2 separate regions of the Homo sapiens genome follow, and region 1 is linked to region 2. Evidence: read pairs that join two places in POLR2A ChIA-PET (ENCODE). Cell type or tissue: GM12878. All regions are shown on one strand. Each heading gives the region's core, and the rest is flanking DNA. Links, peaks and the distances in the headings are about the cores only. Region 1 has its middle 44 kb from the start of ACSL4. Region 2 has its middle 120 kb from the start of TMEM164.

Evidence for each region. ChIA-PET counts read pairs that join two places held together with the same protein. Peaks named below come from ENCODE experiments on the same cell type or tissue, not always from the same donor. Only the 100,000 strongest peaks of a DNase experiment are listed, where the experiment ranks them.
Region 1: POLR2A ChIA-PET joins it to region 2 with 6 read pairs; 2 of 35 experiments call an interaction of 5 or more read pairs at or near these places.

Annotation. Positions count from the first base shown.
Region 1 is chrX:109,774,906-109,779,304 of GRCh38, forward strand. No RefSeq gene overlaps it. Among named protein-coding and RNA genes, the nearest start is that of ACSL4, 44 kb to the left of the region's middle. In GM12878, for the core only: no CTCF peak of the experiment used is centred there; no DNase peak of the experiment used is centred there.
Region 2 is chrX:109,878,523-109,882,921 of GRCh38, forward strand. No RefSeq gene overlaps it. Among named protein-coding and RNA genes, the nearest start is that of TMEM164, 120 kb to the right of the region's middle. RefSeq lists an enhancer at 2,375-2,454. In GM12878, for the core only: no CTCF peak of the experiment used is centred there; a DNase peak (open chromatin) is centred at 2,299.

The DNA of each region.
Region 1 (4,399 bases), core at 171-4,170, 100 kb before region 2:
CTGTGCCTCTGATAATGATTCATATGCTGAGTGACCTTCGGGTAAGCCATGCAAACTCCCTCCGTTTCAATATCAGTAATACCAACTGTCCCCCCTATCTCTTGGGGTTGTTATGAGAGTGTGATGAGATCACAGATCTGAAAGCATTTTTTAAATGTCAGACATTATCATACCAAAAAGGAAGCCGTCCACCAAGAGCTGGTCTGTCTTGATATAACTTTGTTACACAATTGATGTATTAATTCCTGTTCTATTTTTCTAGCTAGCTGCTTCTACCACTACAAAGTTAGTATCAAAATGTCTAAATAAGCAGTTGTATTAATCAATGTTCCAGTTTACAAATGGAAACTCTGCAACAAAAAATGTAAAAACCTAGATTACTTTTTATCATAATGTGAATTCAAAGGTCTTGACTTAGCCCACTGGGCCCTACGTTATCTAGTTCCCAACTATGTTTTTGACCTCATCCTTGACTTTCCCTCACTCTGCTTTAGCCTTTTTGGACTTCTCGCTGTTCCTTGAATAACCCAAGCACTGTCTTATACAAAGGCCTTTGTATTGCTGCTATTCACTCAGAATGCGATCAATCCCTCCTGACATCCTTCATTTCATTTGAGTCTCAACGGCCTAAGATATGATGCAGAGGCCTTCTCTAACTACCCTATTTAACTACCCTAAATACTCCTATCTAAAGTAGCACATACCCCTATCACTTGCCACCCATGTGTCTGTTTCCCTCCTCTTAGGTTTGCTTTATTATTTTGCATAGCACTAATCACCACTTGACACCCAATATTTGTTTTTCAGTTTTCCTCCCAATAAGAGTGTAAGTTTTATAAGAACAGGATATTTTTGTTTGGTTTGTTCCTCTGCTGTATACTTAGCACTTATAATATAGGCTGGCACATAGTAGGCATATGATAAATAGCTGTTGAATAAAAGAACAAAGGAACATAAGTATACTACTGAACTAGCCAGAGCTCATAAGAAAAATGAAAAAAAATAGAAAGAAAAAAATAGAGCTAAGCAATTGTTGTGGGTGTAGTTGTGATAGAACTGTTCTGATGAAGTCTGTTAAATCACATCAGAAAACTGAATAAAATAGGTCAGATTTTGCAGTCACATTTCATTTCATGAAATGTATTATTCTTTTTAAACTCTATGGAGTATAACTTATTGATTTATTTTTATAGTTAATTAATTACTGCCTGCTTCTATCTTCTTTTGTTTACAAGGAATAAATAGTTAAAATATTCAGATATTTCTACTACTTCTTCCAGGCTCAGAGGGAGCCAGATCCCTAAGTACTATAACCAATACCTGGAACTATGTCCTCATTCATTGGCAATGACCTAGGATGAGACAAAACTCCTAGTAGAGATGTCTTTGTCTTCATCCTCTTCCTCCTTGACATCATCACACTTTTAACAACAAAAAAGACATTTGTTGATTGATTTTTTGTGTGTGTATCTGGCACTCTGGCAAGCATTGAGATTTTAATAACCTTTCTATATCTTACCCCCAACCGCAAAACTTTAAGTGGTCTCACTTGGAAACAATGGCACATAAACTGTCTTTGTATTTAGAAATCAGAAATAAGATGGCACTTTTGAAGTAAAGGCTTCATGCAAACAGGATAGTGGAATGGTTAAGAGCATAGGTCTTGTCTGGAGTCAGAGGTCAGAGCGCTCAAATCAAATTCCTGCTCAGGAACTTCCACAAGCTGTGTGACACTGGCATGCTGTACAACCTCTCTGTTCCTTACTGTCTTCATGTGTAAAGCAATAATAATAAATGTATACCACAGAGGAGTTTTGAGGAATAAACGAGGTAATTCATGTAAGGTGCTTAGAACTGAACCTGGTAAATTGAAAATGCTCAATAAGTATTAGCTATTATTGCACAAGGGACTCAAAGTTTGCAGAGTCTAAAAAAGGCAACTCTGGCTGCAAATCAAAGAACATCTTCTTATGTGAAAAAGGTGGAAAGACTAACAGTTACTCAATATCATTTGTGTCAAGCCCTCATACACAGTGATCATTTTAAGTTTATAACTAGGAAGTCCAGAAACATACTGGAAACACAGATACAAGGCTTTCAAAAAACCCATACATTTTCGTAAATCAGGAGTTGGCAAACTTTTTCTATAAAAGACCCTATGGGAGATATTTTAGACTTTACAGACCAGACAATGTCTGTTGTGACTACTCAACTCTGCTGCCATGGGGCGAAAACACTCATCAGCAATGTGTAAATGAATGGGCATAGCTAATAAAACTTTATTTACAAAAACAGGCAGTGGGCTGGCCCGTGGGTCATTATTTGCCCACCTCTGCTCCAAATAATGATCCTAGTCTATCAGGGTTCTAAAGGCCACTTACGCTGAGTAACCACAGAAAGCAAATACATTAGGGAGGAGAATATAAGGAATGAGGACAATTCAATAAATGTAAGAATAAACAATGGGTCATTTAATACCTTTCCTCTCCTATCCCAAATAGTAGTAGATGCCTTAGATGACAAGGGAACGGTGAACTTCGTTTATTCTCTCCTTCATTTAACACATAATTGTGAAGCACTTATGCCCCAGGCATTGTGCTGTGATCTATGATGCAGAGTGAAAACAGATCTAGTCCCTGCCTTCACGTAACTTACAATCTAATCAGATAGGGATACGGATAAACATCAGCCAAATAATCACACGAACAAACTTAAACCTGTACCTATGCTAGATCCTACGAAAGCTTATAAGAGGAGGATGGCTCTAGTTATGGAGCTCATGGTTGTCTTCCCTGAGAAACGTGAACCTAAAACTTGACCTGAGATCTGACAAGTGAGTTGCTTTATTAGGCAATAGAATAACTATTCGGAGCAAAGGGAACAGCATACGTTCTTTTAGAATAGAAAGGATGGTGCATGCAAGGGATGAAAATAAGATCACTATGATTGGAGTCCAGAGATCCAGACAGAGCATGGTGAGATGGAGCTGGAAAGATAGGCACAGGTCAGACTATAAAGGACCATGGCAGCAATCAATGCTTTATTTATTCAGCAAATATTTACTGAACACTACTCTACATCAGGCTCTGTGGATACTGTGGTGAATGAGAAAAGCAGACATTAAACAAATAAACACTCAAATCTTTAATTACGAAGTTCTGCCTTTAGAAGTTCTATGTCCTGGCTGGGCGCAGTGGCTCATGCCTGTAATCCCAACACTTTGGGAGGCTGAGGCAGGCAGATCACGAGGTCAGGAGATCGAGACCATCCTTGCTAACAAGGTGAAACCATGTCTCTATTAAAAATACAAAAAATTAGCCAGGTGTGGTGGCAGGCGCCTGTAGTCCCAGCTACTCGGGAGTCTGAGGCAGGAGAATCACTTGAACCCGGGAGGCAGAGGTTGCAGTGAGCCGAGATCGCACCACTGCACACCAGCCGGGTGACAGAGCAAGACTCCATTAAAAAAAAAAAAAAAAAGTTTTATGTCCCAAAACTCTGTCCAGTGGCTTGATTTGTTTTTTAAAAAATTACCTGGCCTGTTTCCACAATGCAGTCCCAATTTAACAAGGTGCCCACGTTAGAACCACATTCAGGCCAGGCACAGTGGCTCATGCCTGTAATCCCAGCACTTTGGGAGGCCGAGGCGGGTGGATCACTTGAGGTCAGGAGTTCGATACCAGCCTGGCCAACATGGTGAAACCCCATCTCTATTAATAATACAAAAATTATCCAGGTGTGGTGGCGCACACCTGTAATCCCAGCTACTGGGGGTGCTGAGGCAGAAGAATCACTTGAACCCGGGAGGTGGAGGTTGCAGTGAGCTGAGATCACACCCTTCCACTCCAACCTGGGCGACAACAGTGAAACTCTGTCTCAAAAACAAACAAACAAACAAAAACAAAACAACAACAACAAAACTACATTCAAATGTATTACTCTATCAATATCATTTTGGCAATCATGAGTGGATTTGATATAAGATCCCCAGTACTCAGCCTGTGAAACACCATGCCAAATTATTATTATTATTATTATTATTGAGACTGGATGTTGCTGTGTCACCCAGGCCGGAGGGCAATGGCACAATCACAGCTCATTGCAGCCTCAGTGAACCTCACTTGAGGGATCAAGTGATTCTCCCACCTCAGTCTCACAAGTAGCTGGGACTACAGGTATGTGCCACCATGCCTGGCTAATTTTTTTCTATTTTTGGTAGAGACAGTGTCTCACTTTGTTGCCCAGGCTGGTCTCGAACTCCTAGGCTCAAACAATGCTGCTGCCTTGGCTTCCCAAAGTGCTGGGATTACAGGTGTGGGCCACCACGTTCAACACAACTCCAGATTAATAATGAGCACTGATAGTTTCTTTTTTGGGATGCGGGCTTCCAGACAGATGTGGC
Region 2 (4,399 bases), core at 171-4,170:
TAAGAAAGTCACCCTGAACCAGGGAAACCATAAACCTGTCTTTGTCCATTCCTCTGTTCTCTGCAAGTTTCCTCCTCTTCCTATCGCTAATCCAACCTCTCTGGCTGAACTTCTCACATCCTTCAATGCCCTGAAGTCCTCATTCATAACCCTTTATGCCATATTGCCCACCCTTGATCCCATGAGCTACCTTTAATTTATGCACTTACCTGTTCATCAGCATTCATTAAGCACCTAGTCTCTATGAGAGCCAAGGATTGGATCTCAGAAAGTTTCACAGAGAAGACATTGGAGCTTGGTCTTGAAAGAGAATAGGAGTTTGCTGGGGGATAAGGTTAGGAGGAAAAGGAAAGCGTTTTTCTGGGCAGAGAAACAACATCTACCAAGTCAATGGGACATAAAACTCATAACATATTTAGGGGCGCTGTAAGTAACTCAGTTACCTAGAGCATAAGAAATATCTATGTTCCCTATGTTGAAGGTGATGTTGGAAAAGTGAGCAAAGTACAAATATTGGAAGGCTGTGTGTGCTGTGCTAAGGGTTTGGATGTTATCCAACAAGCTATAGGGAGCCATTGAAAGCTTTTAGGCAGGAGATTAAAAATCAGATTTGCATTTAGAAAAGTCACTGTGACAGCAGCAGGAAGAATGGCTTGGGGAGGAAGATGACTAATAGAAGAGGGGGCTTGTCAGGACACTATTGCAATATTCCAGGTAAAAGAGAGGCCTGAGCCAGAGCAGTGGCATTGGAGATGAATGGAAATGGACAGCTGGGCACACGAGTGGGACATTTAGGAGGTAGGTGAAAAGACTTAGCAACTGATCAAATGTGCGAGATGAGGGGGAGGTTTCTGACTCAGTTGATTGGTTGGATGGGAGTGCTGTTTATTAGAACAGAAGGCACAGGGGAAATCAGGCTTGAGGGAAAAGTAATGAAACACATTTCAGACACATTGAGTGCAAAAGGGTCTCTTTCAAGACTTAGATAAACAGTGCCCGAAAGAAAGGTGAGCACCTTCTAAGTAGCTTAATGAGAAACTGCATGATTCTGTACAACTAATAAAATCAAAGATTAAGTTAATGCTACTGACTTGATTTCTTCACAAGAAGTCTGTTGTATTTAGAAATATTCATTAATTTAAAAAGCAATTTAGAAACCGACGCTTTATAAAACTGAAATGCATACAAGAGAAAAAATACATTATCGTGACCTTATTAAGTGACTGGTGTACAGCCTTTTAGCTGAATTGTATGAAATAAGTTGACCAGATTTTCCTTCTTCATTATAAAACCTTTTTACCAGAGACTTGGAGCCAACTTAATTAGCTATGCTGATGGAAAGAGGAATAGCAAAAGTAATTGAAAACCACAGATGAAAGCCATGGGCAACTCCCAGGAAAAATGGCCTGATGTAGCTCCTTGGAACCCTGCGTTGCTGAACTCACTGGCAGACACAAGTGGTCAGGCAGTGGCCTTCACAGAAAGTTCTGTGAAGAATGTTCTGGAAAGTCCACGTTTATAAGTAGGCAGCAAGAGAAAATAGCAGGAGGAAATAATAACATAATAACAATGAAGTGTAAAATTAAGATTAAAAGACCGTTCATTATTATGATCACACAGCTATTGATGGAGGTTGGATTATTTGAGAGAGCAAAGGGTGAAACTGCAATATAGTACTGAATGAGTAACTAAAGAAACAAGGACAGACCTACATATTGCATTCCTGAGTTATAACTAGATACAGTCTTAAGTTTTCACATAGCCAAAAAGAGCTCTAAAGATATCTGAAACAAGAACAATTATTTATTTGTAATTCATACCAAAAATCTAGAAGTTATACCCAATTTCTCTTTTTCCCTCCCTCCCACCTCACACTCTATGTCAGTGTGTCCTGATGATTCTGCCTCCCAAGTATGTCCTGAATCCACCTGCTTCTCCCCATCTCCTCTGTTACCTCCTTCGTCCAGGCTACCGACACCACCTGCTTCTCTACTGCAGTAGCTTCTCTACCCACCTCTACTTTTATCCCACTTCACAAACTATTCTCCACCTGGCAGTCAGAGGAATCTTAAACATTTTTAAACCAGATCATGTAATTCCCTTGCTTGAAACTCTCCAATGCTTTCTCACTATGTTGAGAAAAAAATCCAAACTCATTAAAATGGTGTAAAAAACCCTATACTTTCTGGTCTTTACCTACTTCTCCCACCTTATCTTTCATCACCCTCTCCCTCACTTGCTCAACAGCAGCCATACCCAGCTGCTTTCTGTTCCTCAAATAAACCAAGCTCTCCCCACCGTCAGGGCCTTTGCACTTGTTGTTCTCTCTGCCTAAAACCCCTTTCCCTCACATCACCATATGACTGACTCACTCTTTTTTTTTTTAATGTTTTTTCTGTCACTGTGAAATGAGTAGCAAAGTACTGTTTCTCAGGCATTCATGATCTGATCCTTTTTTTTTTTTTTGACGGAGTCTTGCTGTGTTGCTCAGGTTGGAGTGCAGTGACATGATCTTGGCTCACTGCAACCTCTGCCTCCTGGGTTCAAGCAATTCTCTTGCCTCAGCCTCCTGAGTTGCTGGGATTACAGGTGCCAGCCACCAAGCCCAGCTAATTTTTGTATTTTTAGTAGAGACAGGGTTTCACCATGTTGGCCAGGCTGGTCTTGAACTCCTGACCTCAGGTGATCCACCCATCTCGGCCTCACAAAGTGCTGGGATTACAGGCGTGAGCCACCGTGCCCAGCCCATGATCCAATTTTTATATTTCTTTATTGAAATATAATTCACATACAATAAAATTCACCAATTTGAAAGTATATAAACCCATGGTTTCTAATATATTCAAAGTTGTGAAATCATCATCACTATCTAATTTCACACTTTTCTTCACCCCAAAAAGAACCCCCAGATCTTTTAGCTATTACCCCTTATTCCTCTTCTCCTCACCAACCATGAATGTGTTACCTGTCTCCATAAATTTGTCTATTCCGGAAATTTCATATAAATGGAATCATACAATACATGGCCTTTTGTGACTGGTTTATTTCAACTGGCATAATGGTTTCAAAGGTCATGTTATAGCACAACTTCATTCCATTTTGTAGTGGAATAATATTCCATTGTACGGTTATACCACATTTTGTTTATCCACTAATTGGTTGATGAACATTTAGGTTGTTTCCACTTTTTGACAATTATGAATAATATTGCTATGAACATTTGTGTACAAGTTTTTGTATGAGCATAGGTTTTCATTTCTCTTGGGTATATATGTAAGAGTTACATGACTGAGTCATATAATAACTATACTAATATTTGTTGACTGACACACTTTTATTCAGGACTCTGCTCAAAGGGTACCTCCTCTGAGAGGCCTTCCCTGACCACTCCATCTAAACTAATTACCCATCCCCACCATCACATTACCCTATTTTGTTTTCTACGTAGCACTTTCCACTATCTAAAATAATCTTGTTTATTGTTTCAGTCTCTCCCTACTAGAACATCAACTCTACAAGGACAGAATGTTGTCAATCTTGCTCACTGCTGTGCCCTCAGTACCTACGGACAATGAGCAGCACACAGAGAATATTCAATAACTATTTGCTGACTACAGGAATTAATCTATGGCAGAAATGTTCTTTTTTCCTACCACAGGGAGTATTTACAAATCTACTAATGACTATTTTAGTGCTTTTCTATTCCTTTAATTGTTCTTTGGGAAAAGTAAAAACTCACTCATTTCAATTATAGGAAGAAATAGCTATAGCAAAGACTGTGTCGATTATTTGACTTAGATTTGCCCTTCCCATCCAACCCTTTCATCTCCACCCCAGGGATTGCAAAATTCAACCAAAACAGTATTCCTTTAGCGGCTGATCCCTAAGATTGAGAGGGATCGGGGAGACCAAGGTGGGCAGATTGCTTGAGTCCAGGAGTTTGAGATCAGCCTGGGGAACAGGGTGAAACCCCGTCTTTACAAAAAATACAAAAATTAGCTGGGTGTGGTGGCATGCAACTCTGGTCCCAGCTACCTGGGAGGCTGAGGTGGGAGGACCACTTGAACCCAGGAAGCAGAGGTTACAGTGAGCTATGATCATGACACTGCATTTCAGCCTGGGTGACAGAGCAAGACCCTGTCTCAAAAAAAAAAAAAAAAAATTAGATGAGGGTATTAAAGGAAAGAAAACTCCAGTGAGTAAAATGAGTTGTGAGATGCCCCATGTTGCAGAGTTGTAAATTGAGGGTTTCTCCTTTGAAAAATGAGGCACTCTTCAAAATGCCTAGAATTCCTTTTTTTTTTTTTTTTTTTTTTTTGAGACAGAGCCTCACTCTGTCGCCCAAGCTAGAGTGCAGTAGCAGGATCTCGGCTCACTGCAACCTCCGCCTCCCGGGTTC